Regions from separate parts of the Homo sapiens genome. Here regions 2 and 3 are each linked to region 1. Evidence: chromatin contacts called from ENCODE Hi-C or POLR2A ChIA-PET data. All regions are on one chromosome and are shown on one strand. Each heading gives the region's core, a stretch centred on a gene start or an enhancer-like site at or near the end of the contact. The rest is flanking DNA. Distances are from core to core; before and after follow the strand shown.

Region 1 (4,952 bases), core at 925-3,424:
TAGAGATGAGGTTTCACCATGTTAGCCAGGATGGTCTCGATCTCCTGACCTCGTGATCTGCCCGCCTCAGCCTCCCAAAGTGTTGGGATTACAGGCGTGAGCCACCGCGCCCAGCCATCTTAATTCTACCTTTTAACTTCTCTGTATCTCTTAAAATAGAGGAAGTAATAGTACCTACTTGGTTATCAGGTGGTGCGGATGTAAAAATGTACTTAGCAGAGTAACTGACATAAAATCATAATAAATATCAACAGTTATTTGTTTAAACCACCATCATCGTGTGGCTGGATCATGTCAACAGTTTCCTGAGTGGTCTCCCATTAGATTATGAGCCCGTGATGGTCCCAAAAGGTGAAAAGAAGGGAGATTGGTCCATACTTTCACCCAAAAGTGGAAGAGAATGAAGTTGGAAAAGCTTTCGGATTGATGCTATATTTTGAAAATAGTATTGGTTCATTTTTCCTTAAAATATATGCATTTTTCAGAGAAAGGAATGGAAAATAAAACAAATATAAAGAAGATAACATTTGTAATCAGCACCCAGAGGGAACCACTAATAGGTATATATACTCCTCTGGATTTAGAGTTTTGTATCTTTTTTTTTTTCTTATTTCAAAGCATTTTTCTGTATCATATTTTTCAACAATATGATTTAAAAGGCACATCCCAACATAGAAATAAATACATGTTCATTGTAGAACACTTTGAAAAATACAGAAAAATATTAGGAAGAAAAATAAAACTCTCACTATCCTGCAATAACCACTTTTAACGTTCTGCTGAATATCCAAGCTTTTTTTTTTTTTTTTTCTTTTGAGATGAGTCTGGCTTTGTTACTCAGGCTGGAGTGCAGTGGCGAGATCTGGGCTCATTGCAACCTCTACCTCCTGGGATCAAGCCATTCTCCTGCCTCAGCCGCCTGAGTAGCCGGGATTATAGGCGTGTGCCACCACCCCCAGCTAATTTTTGTTTTTTCAGTAGAGACAGGGTTTCACCACATTGGCCAGGCTGGTCTCAAACTCCCGACATCAGGTGATCCACCCACCTCAGCCTCCTAAAGGGCTGGGATTGCAGGTGTAAGCCACCACGCCTGGCCTATCCTAGCCTTTTTTTTCTATACATATATAGTCATACTGTATACTGTATTGTTTGGTGTCCTTTTTTTGCTTAACACTTTATGAATTTTCTGTCATAAAATATTCTATAACATTATGCAGCTATCTGATTTACCATAACTGTTTGCATTCTCTCACCTTATACCTGGCTTTCTAATTTCCCCTATTCCCCTATTTTAATAACAGAGGAAATAATAATACATGAGTATGTTATACAAAATTTTAATGTACTTCTGATCACTTTTTTAAGAATGAAGTTTTAAAATACTGAAACACTTTTTGACTCACAGAGTTCATAGGCAAAATGTGAGAAAAATCATCACTTTGCTCTCCATCCTTCCTTACACCCTGAAATTAACCTTAGGGACAGCTAGTTCATTTAACATCATCAATCTTGTTCTCCAGTTCCAGGTCCTGGAATCTAGCTCTTAGTGTCCGAAAGAAACTTACTTTTGTGTAAGCACACCTATTATATACTAGGCACTTTACCTAATTTATCTGGTTTAAACTTCACATGCCCGAGAGAGATACTATCATTGTCTTCATTTCACAGATAAGAAGGTTGATGAGACATTAACTGTCTCAGTCACATTCAGGGTAGGGATTCAAACTCACATCCAATGCCTCCTCAACCTCTTTTACGTGCAGCACTATCCTCTAGCCCCACTGCCCGTATATAGGCCTGGGCTATATCACCATTGTCCGCCCTTGAGCCTGGAAGGAAAATGAGCTGAGGGGTTTTGTTTTTTCAGAAAGGAACAGGATATTTCATCATCTCTATGTTTACGTTTTTCAGAGAATTTCTGTGCGAGGAAACAAATCCATTGTCAGCTTTTTAAAATATATCCCTTTGGAGTAGCCACTTAACATCCTCTGAGGCCCAGATGGGCTAGCTTGCCGGGACCAAAGGAAATCTTTGGGTCTGGAAGGCGACAAGAGATCACAGGCTTTCTAGGTCTACCGCGCACCCCGATGACGTCACGCGGCGACGTTCTCTGACGTCAGAGTTTCCTGCCCACCATCTTTGTCCCTGGCAAAGTGGGTTTTGCGCAGTGGCTTAGACCTAGAAAAGAATCGTGACGGGCAGGAAACCATTACACCACCACCTGGGCTGTGCTCTCCGGCTCCCGCCGCCACCCCCGCCCTCGCCTTCGCCTCCGCCTCCGGTGAGTTCAGGGCGGTTGCCTTTAGGGTGTGTCCCTAATTGACGGGGTCGGGGACGGAGAGAAGGGTAACACCAGGCTGGGTCGGAGACCGGCGGAGGCGAGGAAATCCTAAGAGCGTGACCGTTGATGATGCAGGGAACCGTCGGGTGTGACCATTGAGAGGGAAAAGGTTGGAGAAAGGGTCTCTACCATGATGCCTGTGGTGCGGTGAGGGAATCCTCGGGTGTGGCAGCAGGTAGTTGGGGGCAGGAGGGGAAGATGTGTTTCGGAATTGAGGGTTTAGGGGGACCAGAGGCCAGGGGTGTGGCTGATAGAGCCTGGAGGCCGTGGGGGGAACCGTCTTTCTTCCCCGCTCGGCGTCGTTCACTGAGAGGCTGAGACGTGTCCAGCAAGCCAAAGGGAAAAGGGATTCCCTCAAAGGTTTGCTCATTGATGGGCGAACGTCGTCTCTCGGGTAACTTGAGGGTAAGAGACAACCTCTTCCCTGCTCCGTAATGGAGGAGCATATCGCTAGAATCTTGACCACCTGGGGAAAGAAGAGGCATTCCTTACTCTTGGAGGAAGGAAAGAGTAACCTCCAGAATTGACCCGATGTAAGAGAGGGGGAAGCAAATGGGGGCAAATCTTAACCCAGCATCTTTTTTTTTTTTTTCTTTTTCTGGGCTCTGCAGTAATGGTCTGGTTTGGGAAAGGCTGTAGATTAAGCTGAAAGTAAAGAAACTGGAACGTCCTGTTATTTCCTTATCATTTGAATCCAAATCATTTGTTCATGCTGCTTGTTTTCAAGAGTAGTCTTCTATTGGAGGGGTGGGGTGGGGGGGGACAGGCCTTTATTGAACTCACGCGGATGCTTCATTAAACTTTTGACTTTTATTTTATTTTATTTTTGTATTTTTAGTGACAGGGTCTTACTGTGTAGCCCAGTCTGGTCTCGAACTCCTGGGCCCAAGCGATCCTCCCGCTTCGGCCTCCTAAAGTTTTGTGATTACAGGCGTGAGCCAGCGCGCCCAGCCAAACTTGACTTTTGAGAAGAAAAAATGTTTTGAAAACTGCCAAAGACTTATCATAACCATTGTGGTTTAAAAGAAAGTAAATGCATTAAGCTTAGAAAGGCAGAATGACTAAGAAAGAAGGTGGTCTCAATGAGAATCAATTTAAATGATTAGTTACCTTCCTTGTATACTTCAATTGCTTAGCCTCAGGGTACACTTACAAAGTAGTAATAGAAAGCAGCAGATGAAGGAGGTGCAGCTCTATAAGAAAACGTGTTAAGACATTCCAGTGATGACTAAGCGTGCTGGTAAGGTGAGAACTGTTTGCAGTATCTTAGCCGTTGAAACTTTCAAGGAAGCAGAAAGGATGATGTATAATGCAAACATCCTCACTAAAAGCTGGGTGGTAAAATCAATATAAATCTAATATTCTGACTGTGTATGAAGAAACTCAAGGAAGTCCAGTTCTTTCATTCTTTCTTTCCTTAAAAGATCCATATTTTGAAATACTAACTTTTTAGGCACAGGTTTGAACGAAGCTGAGCAAGGAATATATTAAATAGGGCACGTTCTCCTTTCTCTTGTCCTTTCTTTCCTTCTAGCCTTAGGTTTTCCAGAGTTTAATGTTATTTTGGTTAAGAATTAGATGTAAAACTTTTGAACTCCTTTGCTTCGTTATAATATTAAGAAGCTACTTTGTAGTCTGTTATGTTTAAATAGAAATCACAGGTGATTTTAGCTTTTGTGTCTCATAATTTCTTATGAGCAAGGTAATACCTGATGATGCTATTGTCTTTGCATTATTACTGAATATTTGATTAGAAATGAATTTGGCACCTCTCACCTTTATAATAAAAGATTACTGGAATGACATTTCTGCTTTATAATTTGGTTAACTTTGGCCAGTTTTTCACTATGAGCACTGAGCTTTGTAAAGTCCCACTTTGTGAAAAGAAGGGTTTAGTGACTTTACAAACTAATTTAGCTTCCCAGAGAGCCATTTGAATTAAGACCCTATTAATTTTTTTCTGACCTTATTCTACCCAAGGTATTAATCTTATTTTGCTGCTCAGTTTCTCTTTTGGGGAACTGGAGGGAGATATAGGAGAGGAGGGACTTTGACAACCTATATTTGGTAGAAACTAGGTTATGTTAAATCTGGATATATAGTCCTGTGCAGGGAGGCCTTCTCCGAAATGCAGTGACATCACACTCTGGTCGAGGGCAAGTAAGAGTGATTATGTGCTTTGACTCTGGCAGCTTTGTTGTTTAACAGTGGCCTTAGGCCATACCGTAAATCCTCAGAACAGCCGTTACTTGTCTGGTTTGATCTGGTAGAAAGGTAGTGTGAGTTCAAATTCCATCATGGCTTTGCTTATTTCTCTGGCTCTTCTGAAGGAACATTTTCTCCCCCCATAGGAGCAGCTTGATTTTTGAGGCACTTCAGCAAATATTAGATTTTTTTTTTCTTTAGCTCTATTTTGTTTACTTTTTCTGTAACTTCTTTTTTTTTTTTTTTTTTTGAGACGGAGTCTCACTCTTTCGCCCAGGCTGGAGTGCAGTGGCGCGATCTCGGCTCACTGCAAGCTCTGCCTCCTGGGTTCACACCATTCTCCTGTCTCAGCTTCCCGAGTAGCTGGGACTACAGGCGCCCGCCACACGCCTGGCTAATTTTTTGT
Region 2 (4,952 bases), core at 1,722-4,221, 950 kb after region 1:
CAGAGAGGCAGAGACATGGGGATCATGTAACCCATGATCCACTCATTAGAATCCTTCTATATTTCCTCATAGTCTCCTACATTTCTGCACAGGCTGACCTCTTTGCCTGGAGTGCTTATTTTCCTTCTCCAAGTGGCTAATTCTTTCTAGTTCTTTAAGGCTTAGCTTCAAGGAACACATCCTCTTGGAAGCCCCAGGCTTCTACTATGCCTCAACAATTCAGGTGGCAGGGACATCTCTCAGGACTTCCTCTGCAGAATCCCCAAAGTGCCCTAAGGATTCCCTTACCCATCCCACCTTACCTATCCCAAAGAAAGGAGCTAAAAACCACAAGACAGATTCAAATTAGGTATCAGGAAGAGTTTCTTGATGATGAGTAAAAGGCACTGGAGAGACAATTTGAGGAGAGAAAAGAGACCTTTAAGGGGGCTTTCCCTTCCTTCCAGGTTAGGGCTAGCAACAGATGCTGCAGGTGCTTGAGGGCCTGGGTTATCTAAGGTTGAGGTTTTACCTGCTGGAGCATCCTCCTTCAAAGTGGTCAGCCAGGGTTCTGGGTTGCAGGAGGTACAAGGAGTACTATCCACCTAGTCATGGGACCATGGGCTGGGGTATGGTTCCAACAAAGGGCTCAGTTCTGGAGGAATCTCAGACAAGTCACTCCAGCGCCTGTGGCATGAGAGAGAAGACAAGGACCACACACAGGTGAGGGCTTTTCTGGAGTGACTCACTCACTCCTTCCCACCTAGCAGAAGCAACCAAAATGAGATGCAAGGCAGGCCTGGGCGGAGAGTGGGCCTGTCCTTTCCCTTGCCAATTAGGAGACAGGGAAACTTTTATGAGAGCCTCAGAGGCTCCCTGGGCCAGTTTTATTACAGGGTTAGGGTTTGGGTTGGGGTGGGGCTGCAAACCCTCTGGGTCAGTGTGCCATGGAGGAGGAGTAAGACACTGGGGAGACAGAGAAGCCTTGTGCCCTATCCTCTACATTAGACAGAAATATCCTATTTCAGTCGTTGGTGAGGAGGAGAGGCTGGAGTCATCTCTCGCTGCTCCAGGAAAGGTGTGGTGTGGTAGTTTATATCACAGTTCAATCACTCACTGGGTGTGTGATCCTGGGTCAGGCACATCACCTACCTCAATTTCTTACCTTGAAAATGGGGACAGTTAAATCTGCCTCATAAGGAGTGGTTGTGAAGGTCAATGAGGTCATGGTTTGACAGCACCACACAAAGTACGAATCTGAGTATTCACTCAGAGGATAAACACTGTTAGCACTACGACTAAGGGTTGATGATCCATTTGGGAGCGCTAATCAGGTGAACGGTCCAGTGTCAACTTCAAGAAGGTGAGGATTTCAGGGAGATGAATCCATCTGGGAGGTGGGGTGTTGTGAGGCTGGGCCTAAGCCAATCTTTGAAGAATGGTTAAGTGACCCTCAGACTTGGAATTTTCTAGGCCTTGGCACCACCCCTAGCAAGGAGAGATGAGGCTGAGGGTGAAGCGTGCCTGCAATGGATTAACCCTGGTGGAGACTTTCTTGAGGCTCTGAATACATCAAGTCTTTAAAGAACCCAGGGATAGGGACTTCCATAGAAGCTGGAAAAAGGACAATTGAGGCGGAAACAGGTATCAGGACCGTGCTGGACCACTTAAGGTGTGGTGCTACAGCCCTAAAAGATCCTGACCCTGGACACTGACTGTACCCCATCCAAGGGACAGCCATGCAGAGGGCTCCAGAGAACAAAGCTCTTTCAACTGGGAACTCATCTCAAGCAATAGGTCCAGAGGGGCAGCACAACAGGTTTGGGGTTTGAATCCAAAACCCAAGGCCCCTGGCACAGAACCCAAGAACTAAGCCTCACTCTGTTTCCTCGTTTACAAAACGGAGTGATAATATCCAGATCTCACGGGGCTAAATGAAGCGTTAAAGGGGCTAATACCTGTGAAAGCGCTCTGCAAATGTTATTACGATGCAGCATCAGCTCCTAGCTGGAGTCAAGTGAGATTAGAGCAGTTTTCTCCAGTTCTCCCAGCTCCTGCTCCAGTCGGTTTCGCGGTTACCAGCCAAGAATTTCTGGAAAGGGTGTGAACACTGTGGGCAGAAAGGAGACGGTAATGAGTAAATGGAACACCGAATCAAGGCAAGTGGCAACCTGATCACCAGTCCCTCCTTCTCAGACTGTTTCTTTCTAGGCATGGAGGACAGTGGGAGGGCAGACGCTGAGAAGCGCTGGGTAAGGATCTCATCAGTCCAGCTGGCTCCGCCCCCAGGTTCCCGGCGGGAACCGGGGACTCAAGGTCCGGGCGTCGTGCCGCAAACCCAGGGCTGGGATGCCGTTCCGGAAGCACCTGGCACGGGGAGAGTATGTCCTTCCCAGGAAGGTGGACGTGACCCCAGCCAAGGGCGCAGCTGCCCTGACACCTCCCGGGACCAGCCGCCCCCTCCCGGGGTCCTCAGCTGGGCGAAGAGTGGAGCAAGGACCCTCTCCCCCCAGGCCGCCCCCTGCCGGCCAGGTGGAAAGGTGGAGGGTGATCAAGAAAGACTTGTTTCAAGCAAGAGCCAAGAGCTGGGCTACCCCCTCGTGAGACACAAGAGGGTCAAAAGGAAAAGGCAAAAAGGAGGGAAACGGCGCTTTGGAAGGGGAGGTGGAGACGCCTACTTCTTCCTCACCGCTGCGGGGCAAACTGGCCTCCCAAGCCCCTTCCGCGTCTGAAGGGCTTCAGATATAGGTTCGGGTTGACACTCACCGGTCCCACGGCCCGAGCCGCCGTGCTTCAGGCCCCCGCCCGGCCAGACTGGAAAGGCGGGCGGGCCAGGTCAGGCGGCGGGAAGAACACGGGCAGGAGAGAAAAGAGGAGGGGCAAGAGCGTGCAGTGAGGAAAGGAACCTGGGAGCGCCGAACCGCACCCCGTCGGCTGCGGCACTGCTAAGTGGCCGGGGGTCGGCCGGCTCCTCCCTAGGGGCGGGGCGAGCACTCGCGGCGCGGGGCGCGCACGTGGCTTGGCCGGGACGCCTGGTCCGGCTTGCTGGCTTCAACTACGGTGAGATGTTTTGCGACCCTGGGGTAAAATGAGGGTAAAGCGGCAGCTTCCCACGTTCTGGGGGAGAAGCGCGGAAGCACGGTTTCCTGGGCCTTCGGGCGACACCAGGACTGGGGGTCTTTCAGTAGAGGTCGCCGCGGCGGAGTCTTGTGCGAGTGCGGCGGAGTGTTGTGCGAGGCCGGCGGACACCATTACCCTGATAGGGCCTCGCCGTGAGGTCTGAGGGGCCGTGTGAGGTGCATGGCGCGCCGTTTCCTCTCCAGGCGCTCCTCTCAGGGCTACGGCCCTAGAAGATCTGGCCTGCACCAGCCCAAAGGACATGACAGGAGTGGGTAGCCCACGGGACACTGGCACGAGCGCCATGATGGGCGGAGACGCGCGGAATCGGCCGGCCCGGAAGTGCCAGCTGCCTGCGTCGGCCGGAAGTGCCGCGCGGGAGGCGGAAGCGGCTGGTTCCCGCGTGGTTTGGCGGGTGCAGCGGCAGTCCGGCTGCCCTTCCCACGTAGACCGTCTGCTGGGGGCGCCGGCACCATTTGGAGTACGTGAGGTATACGGGTAGGGCGCGGCCAGGTCGGGCGTCTGTTAGGAAAAAGACTTTTTATTTTTATGTTTATTTTTTAAGAGACGGAGTCTCGCTCTGTCGCCCAGGTAGGAGTGCAGTGGCGCGATCTCGGCTCACTGCTGCCTTCCACCTCTGGGCTCAAGCGATCCTCCCGCCTCAGCCTGGCATTACAGGCGCGCACCACCACGCTCAGCTAATTTTTAATTTTTCTTTTTTTTTTTTTCACTCCTGGCCTTAAGCGATCCTCTCTCCTCCCAAAGCGCTAGGATTGCAGGCATGAACCACTTCTCTCGGCTAGGACTTTTATTTTTAATGGTCAACTGATTTGAGTTGGTTACTGTGAGATATTGTCACAGGTTCCAGACAGGCCATAATGCACGCATGCATTCACTTACTTATTCAGCTCATGGTACATTTAGAAACTCTAGGTTCATGTTTAACCAACAAATGTGTTCTTCCAGTATGCCGTTTTTCAGACAATGATGTGTGGCATTCAGAGGTGTTTTACAACCCTTAATAAAAGAGCAACTAACACTAGTATGTGCTATACATCCATTCTTAATGCACCCACCGTACCTACTTCCATCCTAACCTGAAAACATAGCTGTCTGTAAATGAGGAAAGGAGCAGCCTGGGGATCCAGAAATCACTGCAGGGGTCACGTTTTGTACCAAGGCAGTAGGTTTGGAGAGGCTCTGAACTGGAACCAAGGCCCCCAACTTCAAAATGTACTTGGCCCCTAGCGTTTGAATTTGCTTTAAGGTCATTAGTAAATCCTATTCAATTTGCATCAAAGAATCTTCATGATACGTACTGTGCTCCATAATAGAAATTCCCATCTGCCTATGATGCCATTCTCAGAGTTTATATCCCAAATTCGCTCTCTTTTCCTTTGCTTTTTCTTTTCCTTTTTTTTTTTTTTTTTTTGAGATGGAGTCTCACTCTGTGGCCCAGGCTGGAGTGCAATGGCTCACTCCAACCTCTGCTTCCCCGGTTCAACCGATTCTCCTGCCTCAGCCTCTAAAGTAGCTGGGATTACAGGCGGGTGCCATCACGCCTGGCTAATTTTTGTATTTTTAGTAGAGACGGGCTTTCACCATGTTGACCAGGCTGGTCTCGAACTCCTGACCTCAGGTGATCCTCCCACCTCGGCCTCCCGAAGTGCTAGGATTACAGGTGTGAGCCACCACGCCTGGCCCCAAATTCACTTTCTTTGTGAGTCTGTCTTGTACAGGGAATAGCTGAAGCTTTGTAACCAATAATTTAATATTATTAGTATGACATTTCTATCTGAACACATTAGTGTTAAGCTTCTTCCCACAATCCTTGGAAGGGGAATCACAAATCCTAG
Region 3 (4,952 bases), core at 782-3,281, 900 kb after region 1:
ACACCCAGTTAATTTTTTCTATTTTTAGTACAGACAGGGTTTTGCTATGTTAGCCAGGCTGGTCTTGAACTCCTGGCCTCAAGTGATCTGCCTGCTTTGGCCTCCCAAAGTGCTGGGATCACAGGCGTGAGCCACTGCGCCTGGCCTAAATTTTTCGTCTTTAAGACGGGGTCTCTCTCTCTCTGTCATCCAGGCTGGAATGCAGTGGCACAATCATAGCTCACTGCAGCCTTGAACTCCTGGGCTCAAGTGAGCCTCCAGCCTCAACTTTCTAAGTAGCTGGGACTACAGGCTGATGCGACCATGCCCGACTTGGCACAGGATTTAAATATGGCCCTGGACAAGTCACTGGCCTTCTCTGGCCTTCCCAGGTAAGCTTGGACTTTCTGGGATGCTTCAAGTTCAAATCATCAGTGGTACAACTGTTGAACAATATGAGGAACGCTGCGGGTTACTGGGCCTGTGTGGACCCGTTTTGGATTCTAAGCTGGGTCCTGGGCAGAAGTTGGAGGCTGGGGCAGCTGCAAGCAGGACAGGCAGGTGGCCAGAGGGCCCAGCAGCTTCAGCACTGAGGACTGGACTGGGTCGCCACGCCCAAAGGAAGGATAATTACTCACCTCCCACTCAAGAAGCAGGCGGCAGAACTGTTTTGGAGAGCATGGCTTGGGGCCTGGGACCTATGTTCATGCGGTCCAGACGGAGATCCATGAGAGTTAAGACTCTTTCTAGATATCAGGTAGCACTTCTGATTACAAAACTTTTGCACATGGTCTCCTCTCTGCTTTACAACAGCTCAGGAAAGTAGGCCCAAACATCCACTTTAATAGATGAGGGAGCTCAGAGGGGGTAACCAACCCCTCCAGGTCACACAGCCAGGGAGGGGGTTGAGCCAAGGTTCAAACCACTGCCTCGGTTGTTGCAGATACATCCCTGCAGACACCTTTATTGAAGAGGGACCCTGAAGGCTGAACGGCCAACACAGAAGAGGAGGCACTTGGGAGTAAGGGTGATTTATGGCCCTGGGAGGGCCCAGTGCAGGTAGGATGGGAGCTAAGGTAAGGCTGGGCCATGCCTAGCTGCAAGCAAATTTCCTTAAAAAACAAACAACAAAAAACATTACTTTTTCTAAACCTAAAGTTTGTGGTGGCATTCAAGTCCCATCATAGCCCATCTATCCAGACTCATCTGCCTGGGATCCCCGTCTTGGGACTAGTGGTCACTGGCCTGCTTCCTGGTCAATTAGCTTCCGGGACTAGGGGGAGGTGTGAGGAGCCTAGAGTGCAAAATTTAAGAAGCACTCAGTCTCAGGGGCGTGCAGGTGCAGGGTAGCGACGGCAGGACTCTAAGAGTGAGTCTCTTTCCTCCCCGTTTCCCCGTCCTACTTTCACTCTAAGCATTTAGTTCCCAGGGGACAGAGACGACTTCTTCATTAGAAGACCCCGGGGGGTCCCCAGCCCGGAAGGGCTCACAGTTGGAGCTCAAACATTTGCCACTGTTCAGGCTCATCTTTCTTTCCCCAGTGAAAAATGGTCTAGGTTGGGAAGGGCAGGTTCCTGTCTACTGCGTGATCCAACCGATTCTGGTTCGCCCAATGTCTGGACTTGTCCTTTGCCAAGAATAAGCAGATGAGATGGGCGGATGAACCCCAATGTCCCTGCAAGATTCAGGAAGTCCCAGCCAGAAAGTAAAGGACGTTTAGTTCCATGTATTGTTTTCTTTTTTACATGCGGGGCAACACACCTGGACAGTGTCGATGGCTTGCTCCAAGCCACACGGCCGCATAGGGACAGGGACTGGGCTACATAACAAGTTCTTCGACGCTGTGATCTAATCAAGGAAAACCTGGGACGCAGCTAATAGATGCGCATCGAGTGTATCGACGCTCTAAGTACGAGGGCTGGAACAGTGAGCAGGATCAGTCCATTGCTTTTGCCTACCTGCTGAGCGCTGATTGGTCCCCGTTTAGGAAACGGAAAAAGGGGCGTGCACGCGGGCGCGGCTGCGTGAGAGGCGCGCGGCGGCGCAGTGAACAGTCTCCTTCCACAAAACCATGGCGTCGCTCAAATGTAGCACCGTCGTCTGCGTGATCTGCTTGGAGAAGCCCAAATACCGCTGTCCAGCCTGCCGCGTGCCCTAGTGAGCGGGGAGGTCGCGGGGTCCAGGGGCGCGGGTGTCCGGCCATGGCGGGAGGGCGGGAGGCCGGGAGGCCGGGCGGGAGCGGGCGGGCTGCTGGAGGGGCCGGGGACCCTCGGGGCTGACGCGGCCTGTGGCCTCTGTTGTTACAGCTGCTCGGTAGTCTGCTTCCGGAAGCACAAAGGTGAGCCCCGTCCCCGCCAGCCCTCGTACCACTGCGCACGGGGCAGCCCCCACGTCCAGCCTCCGTCTTGGGGGCGTGGACCCTTGGGCTGCGCTTCCTTTCCCGCCTCGGGTCTCCGCGGGTTCTGCAGGAACCTTGCTTCCTCTGACTTGGTCCCTGGTGTCTCTGTGTGTCGGACAGTTCCCTCTGTTGTCCCTGCCTGTAATCGCTCTCAGGGTTTTGGTCAGTAGCCTTTCTTCTACCCCGCTTCTCCTTCTGCGTGTTACTCTTTTTTGCTTAGAAATAGTTTCCGATTGCTTTTCCCACCGAGGTCTACCCTAGCAGTTTCTTCCTCAGTATTCTGATGTAGCCCCTCACCATTTGGCTGAAACTGCGCTAACTTTAACAGTATTTTCACTCGTGTAAATAATGTCTTGTTAGAAACAAAGAGGTAAGTCCATGTACAATACAAGGAGACGTCCTTGATTTGTTAAGAGAAAAAAAGAACCAAGTAAGTTCTGTGTATGATGTGAACACACTTTTGTACAGTTAAAAAGAAGTGACCTGGCCGGGCGCGGTGGCTCACGCCTGTGGTCCCGGCACTTTGAGAGGCCAAGGCGGGTGGATCACCTGAGCCCAGGAGTTCGAGACCAGCCTGGCCAACATGGTGAAACTCCGTCTCTACTAAAAATACAAAAATTAGGCGGGCGAGGTGCGCGCCTGTAATCCCAGCTACTCAGGAGGCTGAGGCAGGAGAATCGCTTGAACCCGGGAGGCGGAGGTTGTAGTGAGCCGAAATCGCACCACTGCACTCCAGCCTGGGCTACAGAGCCAGACTCAGTCTGGAAAAAAAAAGAAAAAAAAAAGTTTGATGTAGGTGGGGCGCGGTGGGTCACGCCTGTAATCCCAGCACTTTGGGAGGCCGAGGCGGGCGGATCATTTGAGCTCAGGAGTTTGAGACCAGCCTGGGCAACATAGCGAAACCCCGTCTCTATAAACAAACAAAGCCAGGCGTGGTGGCCTGTGCCAGTGGTCCCAGCTACTCAGGAAGCAGAGGTGGGAAGATCGCTTGAGCCTGGGAGGAGGAGGTTGCAGTGAGCCAGGATCGTACCACTGCACTCCAGCCTGGGAGACAGCAAGACTGTCTCAAAAAAAAAAAAAAAAAAAGCTTGATGTAGATTCTTTCAGCTTATTTCCACTCTTGTACCAATATATAGAACTTTTTTTTTTAGCTTTTAGAATCTCAGCAATGAGACTGTACCCAACATCCTCATTTGAGTTTATATATTGGGCACTTTTTAAAACCTAGTGCATACAGGCTGGGCGCAGTGGCTCATGCCTGTAATCCCAGCACTTTGGGATGCCAAGGTGGGTGGATCACCTGAGGTCAGGAGTTCGAGACCAGCCTGGCCAACATTATGAAACCACATCTCTACTAAAAATACAAAAATAAGCTGGGTGTGGAGGTGCGCGCCTGTAATCCCAGCTACTTAGGAGGCTGAGGCAGGATAATTGCTTGAACCATGGAGACGCAGGTTGCAGTGAGCCAAGACTGCACCACTGCACTCCAGCCTGGGCAACAGAGTGAGACTCCATCTAAAAAAAAATTAAAAAAATTAAAAATAAAGACTAGTGCATACAAGTTCTAGCTCACTGACTTAAAGGACTGTATGTTATTTCATTATATAGTTGGTACGACCATTATTTATATAAAGCCTCCTATTGGTTGATTTTTCTTTTTAATATTTGTTTTTAATTGACACATAATTGCATACAATTTGAGTTACAGTGTGATACTTCGATACCTGTATACAATGTTTAAGGATCAAATTAGGGTAATTAGCATATTCGCCCCAAATAATCATTTCTTCATGTTGGGAACACTCGCAATCCTCTCTTGTAGCTATTTGAAAGTATAAATTGCTGCCAACATGGTCACACTAAGGTACTGTGTAACACTAGAACTTATTCCTCCCATCTAGCTGTAATTTTGTATCCATTAAGCAACTTCTCCCTAGCCCCCTACACTCTACTCTTCCTAGCCTCCAGTTACCACTATTCTGCTCTCTACTTCTGTGAAATCAACTTGCTTAGCATCCACATGTTAACAAGAACATCTTATGGTGCCTGGCTTGTTTCACTTAACATTATGTTCTTTGGGCTCATCCATGTTCCTGCAAGTGACAGGATTTCATGGTTTTTTATGGCTAATATCCAGTGTATATATGTACCGCATTTCTTTATCCATCTGTTGGTGGATCCTTAGGTTCATTCCTTATCTTGGCTGTTGTGACTAGCAGTAAACGCAGGAGTGCAGGTATCTCTTCGGCAGACTGATTTCATTTCCTTTGGATATATATACAGTAGTGGGATTGCTGGATCATATGGTAGTTCTATTCGTAGTTTTTTTTTAGGAACCTCTATGCTGTTTTCCATAATGACTATACTAATTTACATTCCCAATAACAGTGCAGTGTATAAGAGTTCCCTTTTCTCCACATCCTTGCCAACATGTTTTTTTCTTTTTGATAATAGCCATTCTTACTGTGGTGAGATGATACCTCATTGTGGTCTTGACTTGCATGTCCCTAATAATTAGTGATGTTGAACATTTTTTCATGTACTTGTTGGCCATTTATATGTCTTCTTTTGAGAA

What was found. A loop is a pair of places that touch in the nucleus more often than their neighbours do. ChIA-PET counts read pairs that join two places held with the same protein, here RNA polymerase II (POLR2A). Pooled maps may share reads with other maps.
Region 2: a map of ascending aorta shows a loop between it and region 1 (7-fold over the local background). The contact joins the promoter of PIGW here to the promoter of AP2B1 in region 1. A Hi-C loop is called at or near these places in 4 of 168 maps with a recorded cell type or tissue (Caco-2, ascending aorta, naive thymus-derived CD4-positive, alpha-beta T cell and 1 more), 2 of 37 single-sample maps with no recorded cell type and 17 of 50 pooled maps. POLR2A ChIA-PET finds 5 or more read pairs at or near these places in 4 of 52 experiments (A673, activated B cell, activated naive CD4-positive, alpha-beta T cell and 1 more).
Region 3: a pooled map shows a loop between it and region 1 (9-fold over the local background). The contact joins the promoter of ZNHIT3 here to the promoter of AP2B1 in region 1. A Hi-C loop is called at or near these places in 13 of 50 pooled maps. POLR2A ChIA-PET finds 5 or more read pairs at or near these places in 3 of 52 experiments (OCI-LY7, activated B cell and activated CD4-positive, alpha-beta T cell).

What each region holds. Positions count from the first base shown.
Region 1 is chr17:35,585,148-35,590,099 of GRCh38, forward strand. AP2B1 (adaptor related protein complex 2 subunit beta 1) reads left to right here and starts at 2,175. Exons shown (of 22, transcript NM_001030006.2): 1 at 2,175-2,281. RefSeq lists enhancers at 1,982-2,151, 2,121-3,320, 2,582-2,691 and a silencer at 2,232-2,351.
Region 2 is chr17:36,532,016-36,536,967 of GRCh38, forward strand. PIGW (phosphatidylinositol glycan anchor biosynthesis class W) reads left to right here and starts at 2,972. Exons shown (of 2, transcript NM_001346754.2): 1 at 2,972-3,577. It overlaps MYO19 (myosin XIX), which reads right to left and starts at 2,853. Exons shown (of 26, transcript NM_001163735.2): 1 at 2,746-2,853; 2 at 1,938-2,089; 3 at 512-666. The coding sequence starts at 523. RefSeq lists an enhancer at 1,544-2,219.
Region 3 is chr17:36,484,650-36,489,601 of GRCh38, forward strand. ZNHIT3 (zinc finger HIT-type containing 3) reads left to right here and starts at 2,032. Exons shown (of 5, transcript NM_004773.4): 1 at 2,032-2,136; 2 at 2,286-2,317. The coding sequence starts at 2,051. LOC105371749 (a long non-coding RNA gene) reads right to left here and starts at 2,030. Exons shown (of 3, transcript XR_934710.4): 1 at 1,938-2,030. RefSeq lists an enhancer at 1,753-2,686.